Linked DNA regions of Mus musculus: regions 1, 3, 4 and 5 are each linked to region 2. The links are chromatin loops, found by intact Hi-C in ENCODE. Cell type or tissue: left cerebral cortex. All regions are shown on one strand.

The links. Hi-C counts contacts between places; a loop is a spot of excess contacts. Peaks named below come from ENCODE experiments on the same cell type or tissue, not always from the same donor. Only the 100,000 strongest peaks of a DNase experiment are listed, where the experiment ranks them.
Region 1: it touches region 2 in a loop (2.4-fold over the local background); 8 of 42 quality-filtered maps call a loop at or near these places.
Region 3: it touches region 2 in a loop (8-fold over the local background); 10 of 42 quality-filtered maps call a loop at or near these places.
Region 4: it touches region 2 in a loop (3-fold over the local background); 4 of 42 quality-filtered maps call a loop at or near these places.
Region 5: a loop joins it to region 2, with 5 times the contacts of the local background. A loop is called at or near these places in 5 of 42 quality-filtered maps.

What each region holds. Positions count from the first base shown.
Region 1 is chr13:33,902,334-33,907,333 of GRCm38, forward strand. Serpinb6c (serine (or cysteine) peptidase inhibitor, clade B, member 6c) reads right to left here and starts at 2,858. Exons shown (of 7, transcript NM_001382852.1): 1 at 2,775-2,858. In left cerebral cortex, no CTCF peak of the experiment used is centred here; no DNase peak of the experiment used is centred here.
Region 2 is chr13:32,864,180-32,869,179 of GRCm38, forward strand. It overlaps Gm35899 (a long non-coding RNA gene), which reads left to right and starts at 874. Exons shown (of 4, transcript XR_873210.1): 1 at 874-1,632; 2 at 1,840-1,934; 3 at 3,755-3,812; 4 at 4,984-5,000. In left cerebral cortex, CTCF peaks have their summits at 1,607 (motif pointing right) and 2,487 (motif pointing right); DNase peaks (open chromatin) are centred at 1,590 and 2,495.
Region 3 is chr13:33,892,373-33,897,372 of GRCm38, forward strand. It overlaps Serpinb6c (serine (or cysteine) peptidase inhibitor, clade B, member 6c), which reads right to left. Exons shown (of 7, transcript NM_001382852.1): 3 at 4,972-5,000; 4 at 2,897-3,014; 5 at 1,432-1,574. Among named protein-coding and RNA genes, the nearest start is that of Serpinb6c, 10 kb to the right of the region's middle. In left cerebral cortex, a CTCF peak has its summit at 2,039 (motif pointing left); a DNase peak (open chromatin) is centred at 2,021.
Region 4 is chr13:33,992,914-33,997,913 of GRCm38, forward strand. It overlaps a transcript of Serpinb6a not described here. Among named protein-coding and RNA genes, the nearest start is that of Ripk1, 6.9 kb to the right of the region's middle. In left cerebral cortex, a CTCF peak has its summit at 2,487 (motif pointing left); a DNase peak (open chromatin) is centred at 2,489.
Region 5 is chr13:33,765,012-33,770,011 of GRCm38, forward strand. It overlaps the pseudogene Vmn2r-ps94. Among named protein-coding and RNA genes, the nearest start is that of Serpinb6e, 76 kb to the right of the region's middle. In left cerebral cortex, no CTCF peak of the experiment used is centred here; no DNase peak of the experiment used is centred here.

The DNA.
Region 1 (5,000 bases), 1.0 Mb after region 2:
ACCAACCTTCTCAATGTCCAAGCACAAGGAGAACGACATTTGTGTGGCACTTTGGGAAAAGGCTTCTTAGTGGGTGTTAAGGGCTGACAGACAGTATTTGCTAAGCTGTGGAGAATCAGTCTCTTCACCCATCTTTTCTCCTCTTGTCAGAACAATGGCTCAGTACACAGCTAGCAGGTATACAGAGTCTGACTCCCTGACCTAACCCAGGTCCAGAAAGCTTAGAAACAGAAGTGTGGGTCTCCCATGAGATCCTACAACATCTGTCTGCCGTTTCTGCCAGATCTGGGGTAAAGGGTAGGGAATCTGACTCTGTCCTAATTCCTTGTATTCTTATGGGTCTGAGTTAGTTAGCTATAGTTAACTTTGAGAGATGCTTTGGGCCACTCATGGAGGAGCATTCCTTTGATCCTTATAGGAGGGAGGCAGAGTCAGGCAGATCTCTAAATCTGACGCCAGCCTAGTCTACAGAACAAGTTCTGGGACAGCTAGGGCTACACAAAGAAACCTGTCAAAATGATTTAGACTGGAATTGACCTGGTTTGATTTTAAATACAGTCATTCCTGTATATCTAAATATTCAGTTGGTGTCTGAAATGCCATAATACTCCAGTGCTCAACTCACTTCTTGAAATCATCTGCAGATAACCTATAATACTCAAAACAATATAACTTCCAGATAAATGGAGCCTGTACACCACACTGTTTGGAGAAGAAAAAGGTGTGTGTGTTGGGCCGGTGGGGGGGGGGGGGAATTCTGTCCATCTGAGTTAGGGTCTTGCTATACAACCCAGGCTGTCCTCAAACTATCATCCCTCTGCCTCAGTCTCCTGATTACTAGGATTACAGGTGTATACCATCACACCTGGCTTCTCTCCCAATTTTTTCAGTGTACTATTTCTGTCTGCTGATTATACATGTGCAATCCATGTAAACAGACATGCAGATATAGGAAGCCAGGTGGCCTTAGTTTATGGACCCAAATGTGAACCAAACATTCCTTTCTCTATTTGATGATACAAGCCATAGTGACTGCAACTCCTCAGGATAGACCAGAAAAGCAAGACACTCCCAGTCTAAACTGATAACATCCGCAATCCCTGGAACCTCAAATCCCAGCACTAAAATTCATGATCACATGATCTTAACTCAAAGGTTAGTCAGCCATCACATACCACACCTAGTCCTAAGCCACACCCAAGAGGAGCAAACATCCTTAGGAATAGTCAAGTCACGAAGCAATTCCCTTCCACATGCACACACACACACACACACACACACACACACACACACAAACTACTAAACTTCACCCAGCATTCCCTCACAATTCTCCTCATGTGTTCCTATGATAAGAAAAGAACATAAAAACTGACTAGGCACTTGGGGATCAGAGACCCCAAAAGTATCAGTTCCTGTAATGCCCCTGATCACCTGACCAGGACTCCAGAAGGGAGCTCAAGAGTCTAATTGCCCTTGATACCTGTGAGGGCAGAACCAAACTCCAGTCCAGAGAGTAAATCCTTCTAGTGAATAGCTATAGAACTAGATCCCTAGATTTTCATGGTTAAAATGAGTTATATTGCTTATAATCCCAGCACTCAGGAGGTAGAAGCAGGTGGATCTCTGATTTCAAGCCCAGCCTGGTCTACAATGTGAGTTCCAGGACAGCCAGGGCTGTTATACAGAGAAACCCTGGGGAGGCAACAAAACCAAAACCAAAAGGGGGGGTTACATCTATTTCCAACTTTACCCCTTGTAACTGGTTTAATGATACCTCTTCAGAGAGAAGAATGTTACAGTAGCCTTAGCCTTCTACACAGCTCTCTGATGAGGCCCATTAAAGAAAAGCTGTTTCAGATCAAGAGAATGAACTCTAGCTATGGGCTGGGTATGTCTAACATTCCAGGCTACTCAAAAACAATCAGTACTAATCAACTGCCTAAGAGACCACACCTCGGAAGGAGATCCAGCTGGTGCCAAGATAAATATATGAGGGTAATAATTATCCCTTGAGAAGATAATGCACTTTCCCTTCCCAAAAGCCCGAATCTGTTATGTCCCTCCCAAGCTGCTGTGAGGCTCTGTTTGCTCTGGCCATCTTTCTGAGTCAAGACCTGGAAAAGCCTTGGTTTTTCTCTTTTTTCTCCCTTTTGTCTCTTACTTTCTGATTCCTGGCCACAGCTTAAAGATGTCTTCCTAGCTCTGTATTCGCTGTCCCTTTTTGCCATTTGGCTGCTTGCTGAACCTTCACCCTCACTCAATTAGCAAGGCCTTGTCTCCTCCTCTACTCCGTCTCAAAACCCTCAGAAGCTGTTCTCTGGCATTTCTTTCAAACTCTAATAAAACCGTGTTCTAGTTTCCTTCTGTGTCTATTCTAAATAAATAAATAAGTAAATAAATAAGGAATCTAAGAACTATTAGAGAAACTCAATTTTCCTAGAGACAAGTGGTCCTCCAAATAGGGCTACCTAAAATTTCCAGTAATATTGAAACCACAAGAATGCTATTTTTCTGTACTTTTAATTCTCAAAACAATTTTAAGAGAAAGGGACATTTCAGGTCTGTTACTAAGGGGCAGAGCAAGCTCAGCACAGCAAGGCTGTGAGTCTGCCAACAAAACAAAGAGAAAGGGAGAGAAAAGATAACTCAATCTAATCTGGAACAGAAATCAGATTAAAACTTTCTGCGTGTCTAGGCAGACACTGGATCCTTAACACTTCGCCTGACAAGAGTTTAGTAGAAAGCATATCAAAGTGATCAGGTCAGCTCCTTACCAGTATCCTTCTTCTTACACTGAGGGCCTCCAAAGACTTGTCGTTTGAGCCTAACTTCACAAAGACCATAACGTCTATAAAAGCAGGTCCAAAACCCTTGACACTCACTCCCAGGCCTCTTCATCCCCACCTCCTCCCACCTCCCCACCCCTGGTCCCCGCCCTCTGAGATTCCAAAGACTGTCTCTCGTGTCATGAGTCCTGGATCTCCAAGTCTGGGCAAGCAGTCACATGTGGATCCGGATCTGGGACACCGACCCCATCGTGAACAAATCAACTCCTCAGTGGGTGCTGAACTGACCAACGCCCCTTGCATCAGAGCCGAAGGCGTGGCCACCAGCTGGCCCAGAACACAAGGAGACTTACTCTCCAGACAGTGTCAAAGAACCACTGCAGCAACTGCATAATTCAAGATGAAACCCCTACCCCTGATCGCAGGTCTCTAGGCCAACGCCACACCCGCTCCTGCCACCCTCGTCCCCAGCGCCCTGTGCCAAAGCCTGCATCAGCCTAGCCTACCCCGACACTAGGTTCACCTGGAGATAGCAAGATGAGCAGAGATCTGAAAGGTACTGGCTGTGCCCAGGGCTACTGGCTGGGTGGAGAGGCAGGTGGAGACTGGAGCTCTGGGCGCTGGCCTATTGTGTTAGGAAATGCAGAGGGCAGGGCTAGGTTACCTGAGCCTAACAATGCAGCAGCCCACCCTTTGTCTCCTGGCCACCCGGTTGCCAATCCAGCTGCGGATTTTTCTGGTCCTGAATGCCTTTTCTAAGAATGCCTTTTCTAACAGCAAGCTCAACAGGAGCTGGAGGCTCTGGGTGGTTTCCTACAGAGGACTAGAGTGTGGTTTCACCAGCCTTCTCATTCTGCATTTGTCAAGTTGATAAATGCATTAGGTGAGTTATAGCAAAGCTCTTATGACCTCATCATTCCACAAACCCCCCACCCACCTCCTAATACTTCACATGAGGGATTGGCTTCATCATGAGTTGTGCTGGAGACACTTAAAGCACAGCACTCCAGGCTCTTATGAGGAAGGCATCTGTTTGCTGAGCCCACAGAGAAAGCAATTGGGTATAACAGGATTCTATTGTCTAGTTATCACTACAGCGTTTCTCAAACTTTGCCTCCAAAACACTGTTTCCCTTCCTGTTTTAAAGGGCCGTCAGCTTGTCTCAAAACAACTAAGACCTTCACAAGGACAGAGGTTCTTCTCAGCCTATGAGCTAACTACCATAACTTCATAGGTAGGCAAAATCCTCTAGAAAAATCACAATCCTGTCTTTTCAGAAAGTTTATGTGTGAGCATCAGCTTTAAGAAATTTTATTATATAGCTGGGTAGTATTGGAAAAATGGTGCCAATGGCTTGCCAGATGTGATGTAATTGTTTCATTTGTTCTACAGACTTACTCTACTTACAGAACCATCCAGGAGCCACTTGGAAGCAGAATAGAGAAGATACAGTTTCTGCCCTCAGCACAGATGGGCTAGCAGATGACATATGTTGTGGTATGTGCAGTACCTGTGCTGAATACAGGGGCAAGAACAAGTAGAAGCAGGAACGGCAGGTTTACCTTTGGGAATATGGACTAAAAGTGATGTCAGAGTCCTTAGCACTAGGACAGAACTGAAGACTCGGGATGAGCTGAGTAAATGACACACAGGAGAGAATGTTCCAACTGTGCAGGCTGGGAAACATGGAAGTGTGCCTATACCACAGGAACCCTATAGCTCATAAGATATCATTAAGTAGGAAGCAATTTAGCTTAGATACTAGACTGTTTTATATTCATGACATCATGCCAGTGGGTTTACACACTTTGGAGCATGTAGCAACATCCTCAGAATTAAGATAGGAAAGCTTGCTTCACAGCAGTGTGGAAGCCTGGCAGGAGTGGGAACCAGGCAGGGAAAACAATGCTGCCAAGTTTTCAGATAAAAATCGCTAACGGGAACCAGACAGGTGCTTACAGAAGAGGACAGGCAGTACTCGGTGCACTCCCTTAATCCCAGCATTGGGAAAGAGGAGGCAGGAAGATCTCTGCAAGTTCAAGAACCACCTGGTCTAAATAGAAAGCTCCAGGCCAAACAAAGCTATCTAAGTAAATAAATACAATGAATAAAACACAAAGGAGGATGCCCTGTGCCTAGTTGAGTAAGGAGAAAGGAAGCAGATGTGACCCAGATGGATGACCTGGCCCACCAGGCTAGAGACTGTGACACTGG
Region 2 (5,000 bases):
ACAGTCTTCCAGTGCTTCTTGTCTTTCTTCTGAATGACAAAGTAAGAGTACTATTATTTGTTAATGTGGGAAATTATTTCTGAGGATAAGAGAAAGGAGGATGGAGAGATGGGTCAGTTGGTGCCTCATTTACCATCCAACCACGGGGACCTGAGTTTGGATCTCTGAGCCTCTGTAATCTTAGTGCTGGAGTGGGGATGGGGGTGGGGACAAGCATTCCCTAAGAGGATCTCGATGACCAGCTAGTCTTGCTCACTCAGGGGGCTCCTGGGTCTCTGAGAGAACCTGTCTCAAAAAATAAGGTGGAGAATGATAGCGGGAGACTCACAATGTTGACCCCTGGGTTCTTTATGCACATGTATCTGTGCACCTGCCTACATATGTGCACATAAACTAGGTGTGCACACTCACCACTCACCACACAGGAAAAGGACCATAGTCTTAAAACAAACAAGCAAACAAAAAAGAAGCAAAGGAAATGAAAACAGAAAGGAAATACAGTTTCCAGTTGACGTAGTTAGTTGTCATGATTTGATAGATTTGGCAACTTCACTGCTATTTCAACAAGACTGGGGAACCCCCTCAATGACAGGATGTCAAAAGGATGAAAATACGCATCCAAACACTGCAGTTAAAGACTTGGGACAAGAGGTGCACCACCTTGGGAATGTAGATGCCTGCCACACCCGTGAGGCCTTGGGTTCCATCCCCAGCTCAAGCCCAAAGCAAGGAACAACAATACTCTGAAATGATTTTTTTCTGACACTTTCTGTTGGTGCTTACCTAAGATCAAAGCTATTTTATATGTATTTTTTCTTCCAATTTCATATATATACATACATGTATATATATGTATATATATGAAATTATATAGTAGTCAGGAAGCTGTCCTGTCCAGCTCTACAGCCAAGCTCAGTGTTCCTCAGCACTGCTGCAGGGCACTTCCTTTTGCTGGAGGTGCAGGGTTTGATGTGCATGTGCCCTAGTCAGATGGTGTCATCCCACTAGCAGGTCATTTGATGTCCCATCTTCCGTTCCCACTGGAGCCATGACCCACCCTTCACTAAGTCCATTGATCTGAGAGTGGCAGGATGTGCAGACTTAACCTGTCTCCTGGGAGCGCATTTATTGTCATGTTGCTTGGGTATGGAAGGATAACTCTTATTCCTAGTGAAAGAAGTCCTCTCGGAGATCTAAACAAACACAGAATAGTTCTTATAAGTCTGGTCATGAAGTCCCAACCTTCCCATAGATGACTTGATTATGCCCCCATTGAGCAGCAGCTGTTTCCATGGTCCTTGTTCCCCCACAGGGATCCTTAGACAGTCCATTCATTCAGCTGCCACACTGACCAGGTGTCCAGGGTATCAGCAATGACACCATAGTAAGTAAAAATGTGGCTGGATGTGGTGGCAGAGGTGGCCAGCAGACCCTAAAGATGCAGAGCCTATTGTATACATCATTTCCAATCTAGGTCAGAAGATTGCCATTGAGTGTCCAGATGGCAGCGATGTTCAGTGCACCTTCATGATTGCAGTTTTATAGAGCCATCAGTGGCCACACCTCTGAATCCTGGACCCTTAGCCACAGTGGGCTGGAGCATCCACTAGAGGTCACTCTGGTGACTTGCTGGTAAGCTAGCCGTTAACTTGTAGAGCTTGCTGATCCATTGGGTATGTCACCTGGGCCCAAGTTTTAATGTATCATTTCATTCTGCAACTGAATTCTGTTGTGTTTGTCTATTTACACTAATTGTGCTCAATATCAAAGTAACCAAGAATGGGAGGATTATAACAATGAAAAATTGCCTTAGGTGTGAAAGCTGAAATTGCCTTGTAGGTCTGAAAGCTGAGAAGTTCAAGTTGCCAGCAGGTTTGCTGTCTGCTCTCAAAATGGTGTCCTGTGAAGACAGTGAGATGGTCCTGTGGGTCAAGGTACTGGTCACTAAGCCTGAACACCAGGGTTTGAAGCTTGGGACCCACACAGTAGACTAAATGAACTGACTCCAGAAAACTGTCCTCTGACATCTGTGCAGGTGCCCCGGCCCCGGCATGCACAGCCATGCCTGTGCACACACGAATGTTAAAACAAAAACAAACAAACAAAGATACCTTGTTGCTGTGCCTTCAAAGATGGAAAGTAGACTCATAAAAGAGTTAAATGCATCTTTTATAAGGTCCCAACCCCACACATAAGGACTGTTTTAATACTTTTAGAGAATTAACTCTCATATGCAGTTTAGGAACAACACATCCAAACCTCAGTATCCCAGCCACCATCCCTGCTCTCCCAGAACTCATGTCTGCTATAGTTAGGATATGGTTTGAGCTTGTCCCCTGAGCACTCAAGTGTTGAATATAATGCCCGCTGTGAGGTATCAGAAGATAGAAACATCGTGTGTGGTGCTTGGGAGGTTGGCGCTTGGAGAAGTGATTAAGAACTCAAGATTCTCAGGGTGGAGCACGAGAATATCATCCTCATGACCACTAGGTGGCGCGCACGCCGCAGCTCTTAAGGGCCAGGAGGAGTCTGGTGCCTGTGGCTTTCTCAGGTTGCTACTGTTCCTTAGTTGTCAGCATCTTGGATTTGAAATCTTGGAGGAGGCCCCGCCTTTAGCACTGAGAAACAGTGTCCTGAAGGGATTCAGCAGTCTTCCTCTAGTCTCTGTTTTTACAAGACAGGAAGATATCAGAAGAGACACACCTGTTCCCTTTCTCACTTTTCTCCTTTTTTACTGTGATTCCTTGATACCTTCCACTTCCTGGGAACCTGTCCAAACAAAGGTTATTTCAGATGCCGAATCTTGAAAATGGAGAATTCATAGTTATTAAGCCTCATAACCTACCTCATAAATGCATCCCTTTAAATCCAGGAGAATGTGCCACACTGTACCACCTCAGAACCAGCTGGCCTGAGACATCTTGATACAACATCAAGGCCTTCTAGAGGGACAGCAGAACCAAAGAGTGCCATATTACAACGTGGGAGCAGTTGTGGTGTCCCCAGTCCCATAGTGCACTGGGTCCTTTCCTGGATCCCTCCCTTGAAACTCTTGTGTCTGAGGCCTTCTGGTGTGTGACAGGCATGACAATTGGGATAATCCCTTGATGACTTTGACTCACTCTGGCTTGCAGTAATGAATAGCCTCTGGCTTCTTGTCACATTAATCTCTTTATCAAAGCTTACTTTTGTCACCGCCTACATATTCTTTCCTGAGCATGGGTTTCTTTCTTTGGGGATTTCCAAAATTTTTAAGTTTTATCCTCCCTCCCTCCCTCCCTCCCTCCCTCCCTCCCTCCCTCCCTCCCTCCCTCCCTCCCTCCCTCTCTCCCCCCTTCCCCCCCCTCTCTCATGGAGGATTATGCCCACACATCCCATCACTGTTTTTATCTGTTGGAAAGCACTAAATTGTTCAAAATGACTTGTAAATGGCCATCTTCCTGTGTCAGACTCCCATGTCACTGGGATGAAAGTCTAGTATGTGCCTCCACACCTGGCTTCTCTCTTGATTATAAATTGTCTTTAACTTTTGCTTTTTTTTTTGTATGTCAAGCAATAGTGCACTGTCAACAATTTCCACAGAGATTTTTTAAAAATTTTTTCATTTTCCCCAAATATTCTAGTTCCTTGCTTTTACAGTCCTTCACCCAGAAAGCATCAGGGTATAGGCATAACTCTGCCAAGTCACTGTCACTTTGTGGGACACCAGTCTTTCTTTGGGTTTCTCACACCTTGTTCCTCATTTCAATCTTAGATACACTCAGAATTGGCTTTACCACCCATGTTTCCGCCAACATGCAGATCTAAGCCAGGTAAGATCTCTCTCAGAAGAGCGTATCAGCTCCCCATTATGATCTATCACCAGTATCATCCTTAAAGCCCCAACAATAGAAATCTCAAATGCTGCCAATCTCTGTTACCACTCTCAGTAGAAGCCACTGTCACGGCTGGGGTGGTTGTGTAGTCACAGTGAAAACATGATGCTGATATCTTACTTTGTGGTGTTATAACTCAATAGTGAAACTGAGAAGTTTATTTACAAGATTGTTTCACTTTTTGAGACTGAAAGCTTGAGTTCAAGGTGGGAAGTTCTGTGTTTAGTGAAGGCTTCTCTCTGCTTCCAAGATGGTGCCTGCTTGCTGAGGTTTCTGGGAGATGAGGCTCGCCCTCATGAAGCAGAAGAGATGAGAGCGGCAGCCCATCCACTCCCTCTGTCTTAGTCAGGGTTTCTACTGCTGTGATAAAACCACATGCCATGACGAAAGCAACTTGGAGAGGAAAGAGCAGGTTGATTTCAGTTCCTACTCAGGCCACAGGTAACCACTTGGGGAAGTAGGGGCAGGAGCTCAAGGCAGGAACTGAATCAGAGGCCATGCAGGAGTGTCGCTTACTGGCTTGCTTTCCATGGCTTATGCTGAAAATAATATTTCAGTACAATATATTCTAATTTGGGTTTCCCCTCCCTCAAATCCCCTTAGATCCTCCCTCACCCACTTACCATCATACCATTCTCTCTCTATAGAAAACAAAGCATCCAATAAACTAGAAATTTAAAAAGAAAAAAAAAAACCCACAAGAAACATAGTCAGAGATAATCACAAAATTGGAAACCATAAGTAAAAGGCCAATAAGATAAGAAAACCAAAACTAATAAAGCCACATGAGACAAACGTTTACAAAAATACCACCAAGTTCGTTTTGTGTTGGCCATCTACTGCTGGGCACAGAACCTACCCTTAAGTGGCATTAAGTGTGGCTAATGCACCGAGTAAGATTCCATGGGAGCAAACTGATTTCTCCTTTGCAAGCAGTTGTCAGTTGGAGACAGCTCCTTGGTGAAGGATGGGAGGAGACCTTGTCTACTTCCCTTTCTCAGTGCTGGGAGCCTGTATGGCTTGGGCTGGGCAGGACCTGTGCATTCTGCCACAGTCTGTATGAGTGTATTATCTGTGGGATTACTGAACATTTCCATTTCTATTTTAGGAGCACGGATTACCATG
Region 3 (5,000 bases), 1.0 Mb after region 2:
AGTTTGGAGCTGAGATAAAAAGATGGACCATGTAGAGACTGCCATATCCGGGGATCCATCCCATAATCAGCTTCCAAATGCTGACACCATTGCATACACTAGCAAGATTATGCTGAAAGGACCCTGATATAGCTGTCTCTTGTCAGAGTATGCCTGGGCCTAGCAAACATAGAAGTGGATGCTCACAGTCGGCTATTGGATGGATCACATGGCCCCCAATGAAGGAGCTAGAGAAAGTACCCAAGAAGCTAAAGGGATCTGCAACCCTATAGGTGGAACAACATTATGAACTAACCAGTACCCCGGAGCTCTTGACTCTAGCTGCATATGTATCAAAAGATGGCCTAGGCGGCCATCACTGGAAAGAGAGGCCCATTGGACACGCAAACTTTATATGCCCCAGTACAGGGGAACGCCAGGGCCAAAAAAGGGGAGTGGGTGGGTAGGGGAGTGGGGGTGGGTGGCTATGGGGGACTTTTGGTATAGCATTGGAAATGTAAATGAGCTAAATACCTAATAAAAAATGGAAAAAAAAAAGAAAGAAAGAAAAGAAATACTTGATCAGGAAAAACTGAAGAATTTATTTAAAATAAAGCATGAAATGAAATTCATTTCCTAATAAACTGTAGGTTCAATTAAAGTTAGCCTAAAGATCTGAGGTCTGGTTAATGATCCAGAATGTGATGTAATTAATTTCTCTTGTCATCCTAGGAGCATAGGCACCAGGTGATGGGGGGAGGAGGGAGGAAGAGACAGAGATGAGGGGGAAAAGTAATATGGTTACAAAAACATATTCCAGTAACATGTCCCAGATTGTGTTTATCCCATCAAACCAGAAGTAAATTTCACTCAGTGCTTCAGTGTTTATTGAGCACCAACCATAAGTCAGGCACTCATTAGACAGCTCTCTGCCCTCAGCTGTTTTTCCAACAGGATAAGAAAGGTTATTTTCCCTCTTTGTAGGAACCAACACGAGGTGTGGTCCTCTTGAAGGAGGCAGGAAACACAAGACAGCACTTCTGAGAAGACACACTGAAACGACCGGACTGTGCACAAGGAATGGGCTGCATTCTGGGCCAGAAGGAGACTCATAAACCACATCTGGAGTTTAGATTTTCTTATGTTCAAACTTCTATGAAACACCACTGCAGAGCTCTGCCATCAGGTTTGGCCTCAACATCTGCCAGTGACAGGATAGCCCTTGACAGAAGCAGGGCCAGGACTGAAACCATATACCCTGCAGCCATCATTGGCAACATGCAAAAGGAGAAGGGAAGAGAACCTCCTCACAGCTGAGAGAGGGTCCTGCCTGAAGGGCTGCCCAGAGACACTAGAAGCACAGGCTACATGAGGAACCTCCTTATGTTTTAGAAACCAGTGTGAACAGAGGACCTTGCCCAGGAGTCTCCTTAGTTACTGCACTGTGGTTACCTTGCTGACTTTGAATGGCATCTCCCTGGTGTCCTCTTTGTTAAACTGCTTCTCCCACTTTCCTTTGAAGTAGACAGCATTCACGAGGATCAGTGGAGTGTTTGAATGTATTGTACCTGGAGATAGCAACTCTTTGATTTTATCTGAAAGAGGGAAGATTTTTAAAATTAATTAAAGACTTGTGGTTTGGATGAGAATGGACCCCCATTGGATCATATATTTGCATGTTCAGTCCTCAATTGAACTATTTGGGAAGAATTAGTAGGAACAGCCTTGGTGGAGGAGGTGTGTTGTGGAGGTAGTCTTTAAGATTTCAAAAACCGACAGCAGGCCCAGTCTCTCTAACTGCCTGCTGCCTGTGTAGATCAGGATGTAAAACTTCCAGCCACTGCTCCACCACCATGTCTATCTGCTTCCTACCATGATGATCATGAAATAACCCTCCTAAAACTGTAGGCAAGCCCCCAGTTTGACGCATTCTTTCATAAGAGTTGCCTTGGTCAGGGTGTCTCTTCATAGCAATAGAACAGTAACAAAGCTAACCCAATTACCTAACAAAAGTGGCTGATATGTGCAAAGGGCTGACAGGCAAATGGCGCCACCTGCTGCTCTGGTCAGAACCTTACATAGGAGATTTCTCTTGATATAAAAGGACCACATATCCCTAAAAGCAACAACCCTGACACCAACATCTAAGATGTCAGATCAAAGGGCAGCCTGATCTACAGACTGAATTCCAGAACATCCCAGCACTACACAGAGAAACCCTGTCTCAAAAATTTTTTCAAAAGCTTTCTGATTCCTGATTTAGAGCTAGCAATGCAGACCAACTTTAGAATACTTTGCTTTGCCTAGCATATTCAAGTCCTTAGGTTCAACACCAGGCATGTCAAAAGAACTCCTGATTTAATGAAGAAAAGTCATTATTGTTTGAAGCTCTTGCAAAGGTACTAATAATATGATTATTAGCAATAGACTACAAAGCCAGGAATGATGGCACATATCTTTAATCCTAGCACTTGAATGGCAGGGGAAGGTGGATCTCTGATTTCTAGTCCACCTTGGTCTAAATAGTGAGTTATAACACAGTAAGAGCTATAGAGTGAGGACCTGTCTCCAAAAACAAAAATAAAAATATTAGAAACAGACAGATAACCTGGCAGGTGAAGGTGCTTGCTACCAAACCTAAAGAACTGAGTAGAATCCCAGGACAACACTGGCAGAAAGAAAAAACCAAATCTGTGAGTGATTTTAACTGCAGGTGTGCACAGACAAACATAGACACACAACAAACAAATAAACAAACAAGCCCACATAAATGTACCACTTTTTCAATATAAGCCAACTGATTGACATGGATGGGGTAAATATAGCTCAGTGGCAGAGGAGATCCTGCTCAGGATTCCCAGGGCATGCAGTCAAATCCTAGCACTGAACACAAACAAAACAGAGAAACTTTGTTCACCTTCTGTCTTTTTGGCTACCCAGGTGTTGATGTGCTGTCGGGACTGCTCTGTAGCACCCTTAAAGTCCAGCTCTTCCATCTCTGCTTCATAGAACTTGTGGCAGGAATCTTTAAAAGACTGAGACAGAACAACAAAATTATACAGCCATGCAAGTGATTAGCACCAGCAGCCTCTTTGCCAATGCCCAAAAGCAGATAATCAAAATTTAATCCTGTATGATATGACTTGTAAACAAACATACAGAAAGAGTATAAAATCCATCCTTCCTGTTTCCAGCTGTCTAGCATTATGCTTAGTTTATGAATGACATAAGATGCTGATTGGTTTATAATAGCCAGAAGCTGGAAAGAACGCAGATGTCCCTCAATAGAAAAATGGATACAGAAAATGTGGTACATTTACACAATGGAGTACTACTCAGCTATTAAAAACAATGAATTCACGAAAGTCTTAGGCAAATGGATGCATCTGGAGGATATCATCCTGAGTGAGGTAACCCAATCACAAAAGAACACACATGATATGCACTCACTGATAAGTGGACATTAGCCCCGAAACTTAGAATACCCAAGATACAATTTGCAAAACACATGAAATTCAAGAAGAAGGAAGACCAAAGTGTGGATACTTCATTCCCCCTTAGAATGGGGAACAAAATACCCATGGAGGGAATTACAGAGAAAAGTTTGGAGCTGAGATAGAAGGAAGGGCCATCCAGAGACTGCCCCACCCGGGGATCCATCCCATAAACAGCCACCAAACCCAGACACTATTGCATATGCCAGAAAGATTTTGCTGACAGGACCCTGATATATCTGTCTCTTGTGAGGTTATGCCAGTGCCTGGCAAATACAGAAGTGGATGCTCACAGCCATCCATTGGGTGAAACACAGGGCCCCCAATGGAGGAGCCAGAGAAAGTATCTAAGGAACTGAAAGGGTCTGCAACCCTATAGGTGGAACAACAATATGAACTAACCAGTAACCCCAGAGCTTGTGTCTCTAGCTGCATATGTAGCAGAAGATGGCCTAGTCAGCCATCATTGGGAGGAAAGGCCCTTAGTCTTGCAATTATATCCCCCAGTATAGGGGAAGGCCAGGGCCAGGAAGTGGGAGTGGGTAGGTTGGGGAAGAGGCAGGGGGACGGTATAGGGGAATTTTGGAATAGCATTTGAAATGTAAATGAAGAAAATATCCAATAATAAAATAAATAGGAGAAAAAAAAAAGATGAGAACCACTAAAGTGCACCATGAACAACTGGATCTCTGAGGCAGTAGCTGAAGCTCAGGGAGGTAATCGGGAGTACCCTCAGATGCAGTATCACACTGCTGTCACTCTAAGAGGCCACCTCACTGGCTATGACACCTCTGCATTGTGCACAGGCTGGACCTTTTACTACAGTTTGCTATGCCAAAAGAAATGCAAATTTGCACCATTCAGAATAGTGTCACCTATAGAGACAGACACCAGAGATGTGGCTATGGAAGCTATGAGATTGAATATCCATTTTATTTTATTGTACTTCCTGATATGAAATTTGAGTAGTTATATGTCTACGGCCACCATGTCAGGAAGCTCAGTTTCAGGCAGTGAGCAGTTTGCAAAAGCACAACCCATGGTGGCGTGTGGTCCAGTGGCTCATTGCAGTAGTGAAGGACAGGCCTCACATTCACAGGGCCTTAAAGGGAACTAATCATGAGCACGAGGCAAACAAAAGAAAAATCTACTTTCTTATATAGTGTATGAAATGACAGTGACATTGATAACGACTCACATTCTACCATATTACACCAGAAAACACAAACAACATAAATGAGTTGAAGCTCCCATTATGTTGACAGTGTATATGGAATAATTTCTCAGTATTTCTACCAAATAATCCATGACTGCATATTTAATTCCTACTTGACAGAACTGTTTTTATTTTTTATTTGTGTCTTTATGTATAAGGCAGAAGTACCGTTCATGTGGGTCTGTACCTATGTGTTCAAGGTGTGCATGTACGTATGTATAAGCCTATGTGATTGTTAGAAGATAACCAGCTAAACATCTCTAAGTGCTACATGACACTTACTGCTAGGATATCAAAAGTCTTTTCCCCGA
Region 4 (5,000 bases), 1.1 Mb after region 2:
TTATGTTAGCTATGGTTCCAAAGAGAGAAAATGAGTCCATAACGGTAAGGAAGGCATAGCATGGCTGAAGGAGATGGCAGATCACATACACATGCAGGATGCAGAAGAAAGCAAGCAAAAAGTGGGGGCAAGACTATACACCCTCGTAGCCCACCCCTAGTGATGTACTTCCCCCTGCACCTACACCCCAAACAGTACCACTAACTGGGGAACAAGTATTCAGATATTTGAGCCTGTGGGGACATTTCACAACAAAACTAGCACACCCATCAAAATTCAGTATGTGACTATTGAAAAGAAAATGAAGTGTGATTTTTTTTCTTTTAAGTTATTCAACACAAAATAATCTCCCACTTCACTGAGATAGCTGACCATGTCCACAACCAAAGTCACCCTCTAAACTGGAATTCAGTTAGCTTTTTTGTTAGCACCAGGGGCATAGCAGTCCTTCTGTAGGTGTCTCTGTCCGCCTCCTCTCTTGTCAATCTTGCAGGTGGTTCACCCTCTAGAACTTTAGGCCAAAGCCTGCCAGTCTGAGGATGGCTGGGGTGCAGGCTATGGCAGGCACTATCTCCAGAGGTAGCTGGAAGTAATCTCAGAGATACTGGATACCTTCATTTGTAAGGTACCAACAGAAATGTCTCCAGGAACCCCAATTACAGCAGTTATTGGGTTAGGATGCTAACTTCTTACCATAATAGCCATTTACCCTGAAATTCTTTCTCAACAACATAACACAAATGCATGTGTAGTGACCATCAGAAGGCATATGGGAGCCTCCCCAGTCTGCTGCTGCCTCTCCTTAGTCTGACACCAGCTACCTTAAATCTTGTCATGGTCTAGAAAGGGACATCACAAGAAGCTAGCTTTAGATGATGTATTACAGGGGCCTCTAATGAGCACTTAGAAATACTTTTACTATTACTCCATCACGAACAAGGTGGTTCATGACTCTGTGAGAACTGGTCCTTTTGGCTAGTAGTTCTTGGGAGGGAAATCTTGTAGTCTTGTGTTTTGACTGGGTTTGTTTCATAATTACCATAGAAGAAAAGTATAGAAAATGCTTGTGGTATACTAACCCCTTCTGTATTTAAGTTACTATGATTGATATACACTTCTAAATTCTGAACTGAAAAAAAATGGAAAGAATGGAGGAAATGAGGAAGGGAGGGAAGGGAGGGAAGGGAGGGAAGGGAGGGAGGGGAGGGGAGGGGAGGGGAGGGGAGGGGAGGGAAGGGAAGGGAAGGAAAGAAAAGGAAAGAAAGAAGGAAGGAAGGGAGGGAAGTTGGTCTACATGCAAACTGCTCCTTTACATAGCTTCGAGGTTTGAAAGACTATATGGTCTTCATTATAGTAAGGTTGGGTACATCTTACTTGCCAGTGCAGAATGTTTAAGCAGCCAATGTTTGGTGACCATTACTCCGTCCTTAAGAAGGAGTTCATAGATGGCAATCTGGTTCTTAGGCATTAACATCACAGCAGTTGCATGGTCCAAGGTGGAGGCAGGAAAGTGGAAGTATGACTCTTAAGTAAAGCACACACCAAACTGTTGGGTGTTCTGAGGATAAAGTTTGATCCCCAGGACCCATGTAAAAAGCTACATGTGATGGTATGCATCTATAATCCCAGCACTTCTAAGGGGAAATGGGAGTTTGCAGGCCAGCTACCCTGGCAGCAGCTGAGTAAGAAAGACCCTACTTCAACAAGATGGAAAACAAGAACCCAGCTCCTGAAAGTTGTTCTTTGATCTCTACACACATGCCATAGCTATGTGTTTCACACTGGCTAGTCTTGAAATTATTTCCGTGTCAAAGCCACAGATCCTAGTTAGGCCTGAGTTGAGATCCCTTAAAAGACTAGGGAGCTCCTTGGGCAATAGACTAAAGGAATAGAACAGGGGATCGAGAAATAAGCCCAAGCAAGTACAGTCACCTGATCCTGAAAAACGAAGAAGAGAGGAACAGTCAGTCTCCAATATCCACACGTAGAAGAATGAAACTAGATCTCTGTCTGTCACTATGTAGCTTAAATTGTATTAAAGATCTTAATGTGAAATAACTAATACTTTGAAACTACTAAAGAAAAATACTTCAAGATCTAAGCATTCGAGCTAGAAGGGGCTCAGCAGTTAGGAGTTAGTATTGCTCTTAAGGGAGACCTGAGTTGTCTTCCTAGCACCCACATAGGGCAGCTCATAACCACCGGTAACTTCTGCTCTGGGAGATCCAACACCTCTGGCCTTCTCGAAGCGCACACACACACTTTTTTAAAAAACTCTTAAACATTCTAGACATTAGTGATTACTTTCTGAATAAGACTCCAAAACATCTGGAAATAACAAGAACTGAATTCCAAATACCTGACTTGTTTGATTGATCTTATAAGATCACTTGGTCCCTGATGTGCCTGAGTCTACAAAAGAGCTTCCCAGAGTAAAATAGGTGTGACTACTTGTTCCTAAATACTTGGGGCTGTGCATCTGCTGCCCTCTGGTGGCAGTCTGAAGTTGATGAACTTGGATTCATCAATTATAGGGCAGAGTGGACACAGCAGGGCTACCAAGCCCAGCTCCCTGTAGAATAACTTACTTTCTGGGGCTTGTGCACATTTAAGCCATGTGTTTCCCTTTTGCAGCTACATGTCCTGGAATTCAATCGTTCCTCTAGCTCTGAGAAATAAACCACATCTAGAGCCCTGCTGATCAACAATACTTATTAAGAACTATCTATTATCAGAGAAATGAAGCCAAAACTGGAAATAAGATATATTGCCCTCAAAGTAATAAAAATCTATGCCTCACACCAGAAAAATTTTAATAGCTACATGATAGTATCGTCTAGGGGGTGTCTTGAGACCTACTAACTGCATCATTTTGGATGGAGTCAAAGGCAAATCTTTTGAACGACGTTTCCTATGGTATGACAAATGACCACCTAAACAATGATGAGAAATTCCAAGTCCAGTATCTCACAAAGTACAATAAAGGATGGGAAACACAGATGGGAAAAAGGCAATAATTCCAGGTGGAATGTTCTACTCAGAAGGTGAAATTGGTTAGGAGTTCTAAGAACTAATTTTGAAGAAATTAGGAACATCAAGCTTTCACCACAAAAAACTTCCTCTTCTACTTTTCCACCACAATTTGAACTTGACACAATAAGAAATCAGAAACCCTGTAGATATCAAATTACAGGAAAAATGATATTCTGTACATTTTGTCCTCACACTGAGGAGGGGTTCCTTTTTAATAAACTGGTATTTAATTTTCTCTCAAGAACATTTAGTGTTATTAACTCATAGGGGGTAATTTCTAACCCCTTCTCACCTACCTTTGTTATTTCCAGAGGGAGCTTCAGGCTCAGCATGGGACTCAGGCCAGTCCAGAAATGCCACACGTCTGTGGTGTGTAAGAGATGACTCTGGCTTCTGAAGCTGCATCTAATAAAGGAAAGCAATAGTGGCATGGTGGGCCCAGAGGCCACAGACTTTGGAAAAGAAAAGCCAGTCACCACATGCCCCTTGGTATTTTGAGCAATAATGTTCAACACAGAGAGTTAGCTACTAAAAAGTACAGAGTTGTCTAGGAATATTGCTAATGCCAGCTACCCATCTACCTTAATGTTTACTCTAAAAGCAAGTATAAATTTAGCATCCTTCATTTGGGGAGAATTCTGGAGAGAAAGGAAGAAGAAATCCTAAGCATATACCCATGTGCTACATGGAATAGGGATCTCTAGGAAGCCTGCACAACCATCAACCTGGGCCTAAACAAACCTAACTTTGGTTTGTTAAACATCCTCTCTGTAGAGAAGCCTTTAAAGGTGGAAAATTGTGGATGAAAGTGACATGTATGGGTATCAACTAACTAGATGTACATTTGTGGTGACAAATAGTTTCAACTTGATACCTCTAGCCCTACCTGTGAAGGTGTTTCCAGAGGTTTAACTGAAGGGTAAAAGATTCACCTTGAATGTAGGCAGCACCACCCCATTTATGTTCTTGGACTGAATAAGCAGAGAAAAGGGAGGAAGCTGAGTATTAGCATTCATCTCTAGTACTAGCACTACAGATGCAAAGAGACTGGCCACCCATATCACTGCCACTATGCCTTCCCTGCCACAGTGGATTAGATCTCAAATTCTAAGCCAAAATGACCCTTTCCTTCCTTCCTTTTTTTTTCTTTATGGAAAATTTATTGCAACACTCCAACTGTACATTACTGTTTCTTTTCAATGTCTTGCTCTGTAGCCTCCTTCACCCTTTTTGCTTGGATGCCAAAGAGCCAGGCATGGGCCATGTGAAGACTGGCAAAAGCCTTGAAGTTCTTCTCTTCTTTTGTGATGACTATGGCTTTTTCCTTTTTGTACACATTCTGAGTGGCATCACAGGTCCTGTTAGCTTGGTGGGCCAATTTAAGTTCTTCAGCAGAACTATCTCCCTTCTTTGGAGCAGAAGGCTTCCTAGGGAAAAGTATGAGCTTGGAGTGGAACTCCTTTAGGCACTGCACTTTGGCTTGTAGTGATTCAGTGGACTTGTTTCACTTTCTCAGGTCCACAGAGATGCCGATAGTGTGACCCATTTTCTTGTGAATCTAACTGTACGGAACCTCAGTATGGGCCAGATGGACCCAGACACGGGACAAGAGACCATGTGATGTGCTTTCGCTTGATGAGCCTTGTGTCTGTAGATCTTACGTGCCAGCTGGTTGAACCAAGTGTCCACTTGTCTACCAATCCTTGTAGAAGTGAGGCTTCAGGATCATGCCATACTGGCTGGGTGCCATGGCTGCCTAAGGCCACAAGTGAGAGAAGGGTCCCTGAGGAACTGTGAAGGTTCCTCCTTGAGGGACTCCAAGCACTTCTCCTTGAGGGACTGTGAGGACTTCTTCTTGAGGGACTTGAAGGACTTCTTGAGGGACTGCAAGGTTGGTTACTTCCTGAGGGACTTCGAGGACTTCTCCTTAAGGGACGGTGAGAACTGAAAGTCCAATAGTGGATAGC
Region 5 (5,000 bases), 900 kb after region 2:
CTCAGAAAACTGGACATAGTACTACTACTAGATCCAGCAATACGTCTCCTGGGCATATACCCAGAAGATGTTCCAACTGGTAATAAGGACACATGCTCCACTATGTTCATAGCAGCCTTATTTATAATATCCAGAAGCTGGAAAGAACCCTAATGTCCCTCAACAGAAGAACAGATACAGAAAAGGTGGTACATTTACACAATGCAGTACTACTCAGCTATTAAAAACAATGAATTTATGAAATTCTTGGACAAATGGATGTATCTGGAGGATATCATCCTTAGTGAGGTAACCCAATCACAAAAGAAGTCATTAGATATGCACTCACTGATAAGTGGATATTAGCCCAGAAACATAGAACACCCAAGATACAACGTCCAAAACACAAGAAAATCAAGAAGGAAGACCAATGCGTGGGTATTTCATTCCTCCCATGTATTTTATAGAATATGGCATAAAATATCCATGGAAGGAGTTGCAGAGACAAAGTTTGGAGCTAAGACGTAAGGATGGACCGTCCAGAGACTGCCCCACCCGGGCATCCATCACATAATCAGCTTCCAAACGCAGACACTATTGCATATGCCAGCAAGATTTTGCTGAAGGGACCCTGATATAGCTGTCTCCTGTGAGGCTTTGCCAGTGCCGGCAAATACAGAAGTGGATGCTCACAGTCATCTATAGGATGGAACACAGGGCCCCCAATATAGGAGCTAGAGAAAGTACCCAAGAGCTGAAGGGGTCCACAACCCTATAGGTGGAACAAGAATATGAACTAATCAGTACCCCCAGAGCTCGTGTCTCTAGCTGCATATGTAGCAGAAGATGGCCTAGTCGTCCATCATTGGGAAGAGAGGCCCCTTGGTCTAGCAAACTTTATATGCCCCAGTATAGGGGAACACCAGGGCCAAGAAGTGGGAGTGGGTGGGTAGGGGAGTAGGGGGGGTATAAGGGACTTTAGGGAAAGCATTTGAAATGTAAATGAAGAAAACATTTAATAAAAATGACGGGAAAAAAGAAAAAGAAAGAAAGAGAGAAAGAGGAAGGAAGGAAGGAAGGAAGGAAGGAAGGAAGGAAGGAAGGAAGGAAGGAAGGAAGGAAGGAAGGAGGAAGGGGGAGAAAGAAGCTTAGTGATTTCAAAGCCTGGTTGCCTTACAGAGTGTGTCTCAGTACAGCCAGGGCTACATAGTCAGACTCCATTTCAGTCAGTAGAATAAGGCAGGCAGGCAATAATTAAATGATTAAAAGATACTATGTGAAGTAATATGGAAAGTTTGGATCAACACATAAATTCCTTATCATACTTACCATCAAAGTTATTGATCCTCATGAACACAGAGACTCACATCCACGTAAATGAAATACACATTTCAAAAACCCATGAAGGAGAAATAGATTTGGGTGTAGTTTCATATAAATTAATAACGGAAATTGAGAGGCATAGGCAGAAGATCCTCATGAGTTCAAGGATAGTCTAGTCTACATTGTTTATAAAAGGCTACCATATTTTTTTCAAAAATCACAGAAATGACAAATGTGGCAGTATATTCTTTGACCTAACTTTGTACTATTCCTTAAATAATATAGTGTCCCAGTAAACTGGGTGATTTGATCAAGATACAGTGATCTTTTATAAGCACAGAGACTGACAGAAGATCCAGACAGCAAAATTCTGATATTTTGTTGTAAACTAATCCCAAATTCATTGACTTATAAACTTTTTCCACATATTAAAAAATCAGTAAATAAATATAATAATAAATTACAGTTCCAAAGACTAAACTTAATGAGTGTTGGTATTGTAGAAACTTAATCTTATCCAATTAAAATGCCAATTCTAGTTCCAGCCATTTATGAGAAGATGTTAAAATATGGATTTTATAGAAACACTAGCATTTAAATTATAAACATTTTCCACTAAACATAAAGGTTATATGGTCTGTGTCTTCCTTCTTTGTAAATCTGTGCAGGTATAAGTTTAAGAACTACCAGTTTGTTTTGGCCCTGGTATTTGCCATTGAGGAGATCAACAAAAACCCTCATCTTCTACCCAACACAACTCTGGGGTTTGTTCTCTATAATGTTGTATTTACTGAAAAAAAGTATTCTTTTTGGTGCCTTGGTTTGGCTAACAAGGAAGAAAACACCCCTACCTAACTATGACTGTGGACAGAAGAGAAAGTCACCTGCTGCACTTACAGGAACATTATGGGCAACATCTGCTCACATTGCAACCCTGCTAAAACTCTACAAAATACCTCAGGTGAGGGCTAGGTGTGAGAACTAGGAAAGAAGTATGTATTGTTGCCATGATAGTATCTGATAGTGTAAGACAGAGTAATTCAGATTAATCAGCTATCAGAGAATGTATGAAGGTTCTTGATGATAGATCCACATTACCATTACATGAAATGGAAAGGAAAGAGCTGGATGAAACCAGTTAGGTTATTTAAACTGAAGAACTGTCAGTAATATTTGTGAAAAACTCTGTAATGTTTTCCATATGAAATATGAGAAACCCATCTCTATCCTAATTGTTTACAGATATTAACTAATTGTGTTCTTTCTCTGGTTTCCAATTTTGGTTGTTGTTGTTGTTGTTGTTGTTGTTGTTGTTGTTGTTGTTGTTGTTTTATTTGCAGCTCACTTTTGGACCTTATGATTCTACCTTGAATGATCCAGGACAGTTTAATTCTCTCTATCAGATGGCCCCCAAGGACACATCTCTCTCACTTGCTATAGTCTCTTTAATGCTTCATTTCAGCTGGTCATGGGTTGGTCTGATCCTCCCAGATGACCACAGAGGGACTCAGATTTTGTCAGAATTCACAGAAGATATGGAAAGTAATAACATCTGCATAGCGTTTTTAAAATTGATCCCTGGAACCATGAATTCATTTTCCAACAAATTATGGCAAAATATGGAGGAGATTCAGGAATCATCAGCAAATGTGATAATTATTTATGGGGATATTGGTTATTTACAGTGTTTAATGAGACACATTGGGCAACAGTTAGTGACATGGAAAGTCTGGGTCTTGAATTGTCATTGGGATGTTGTCAGCCATAGTGATTATTTTATGGTAGAGTCATTTCATGGTAGTTTCATTTTTTTCACACTACCATGAAGAGATGATTGAATTTACAAATTTTATTCAAACAGTTAATCCCTACAAATACCCAGAAGACAATTACCTCCCTAAGTTTTGGTTTTTATTCTTCAAATGCTCATTTTCTGAGCTTGATTGTCATCTTTTGGAGAACTGCCAAGTCAATGTTTCCTTGATGTTACTGCCCAGACACATTTTTGACCCAGCCATGAGTGAAGAGGGACACAATATATACAATGCTGTATATGCTGTGGCCTACAGTCTCCATGAGATATTTCTTGAGCAACTACAGACACAAGTGCATGATAGTGGAGAGGAAACTGTATTCTTCCCTTGGCAGGTAATATTCCTTTTTAGTGTGTTGTAATATCAGCAATGTTATATTTTTATGTATTCTAAGGCCTTTAGATTCTGGTTTAGGCTTATAGATTCTGGAATATGTTGTCAATATACAAGGGAAAGGATAATTTTTCTCTTTCTGAAGATCAATGTAAAATACAGCACAAATGATTTTTATAAATGCATATCAGGAACATGCAAAAAAATTAAAGTCAACATTAAATTAATATAACAAGGTACCTCACAGTTTTCTTCATAATCTGATCACTGTGAAAAGTTTTGATTTCACATATATATTCCGCAGAGCATAGGTAAACACAATAGACCCTTAAGGGTTAAAATGCTTCTGAGCACTACTGCATGGTTTGAAGTTACAGATCACTTTAAAGTACACTTTAGACTTTGGGGGCCTCACTTTAAGTATGGATGCTCTTAAATAAATGCCAAAAGTTAATAGGTGTCATGAGATTTTCAAAGAAATTTGAGCCATCTGAATCTACCTAACTTGTTCTCTTATCTGTGTTTAATGATTTCATTTGATTTGAAACTTAATGCATTTCCAATCAAGTCTCTTTCATTTACTCAGCTTTTAATGTCTCATTTAAAGACTTTTTTAAATGATAGGTTAGAAACTCTGAGATTATTTATATTATTTTTAAAAGTGTTATAGTATCTAAGATGTATTTAAACATAGGTTTCTGCATCTCTTTTAGCTCTTCCCTTTCTTAAAGAACACCACGCATAAAAATCATATGAAAGGTCACACAGTAATGGATAGAGGAAGAAACTTAGAGTCAAAGTATGATATTCTTAATTTTTTGAATTTTCCAAAGGGTCTTGGACTAAAGGTGAAAGTAGGAACCTTTTTCACGCATGCCTCCCAGGGTCAACAATTGTCTTTCTCTGAGCAGATGATCCAATGGCCTACAAGCTTTACAAAGGTGAATTGAGACTTATCCCGTTTCTTTGACCTTTCACAAAAACAAAAGAAATTTTCAGTATGTAGTGAACCATTGACACTCATTCAGTACTAATAAGTATTCAACTACCACTAAGGAAGAAACTCCACATAAATACAGCCAAAGTAGACTATTTTCTCATTTCCCGATCCTGATCAATGGAAAAGTTTGTTTTTAAATTCTATTAAAGAACACACATTTGTTATAAATAGAGTATATATTAGGTTTTAACTCTACCTCTAAAGACTATTAGAAAGCTTATTTTATACCCAGCCCAAGAAATTTCAGTGTGAAATGAGGTGGCATTTTTGCTTAATCAGAAATTGTGAAGGAAGACTAGCTTGAGATGTGTGTGTGTGTGTGTGTGTGTGTGTGTGTGTGTGTGTGTGTGTATTATATTTGCTTTGTTACTTTGGTTAAATAGTTATAAAACACAACTAAAGAGAGGACAAATTTCTTTTGGCTGGCACAGTAATTATGCAGGACATCATAGTGGGGAAAACGCTTTAAGATGAAATGGAGGTGATAACAACACACTCACAAAAACAGATTCAGAGATTAAAGAATGTAATTTCTCACTTTCCATCTCTTT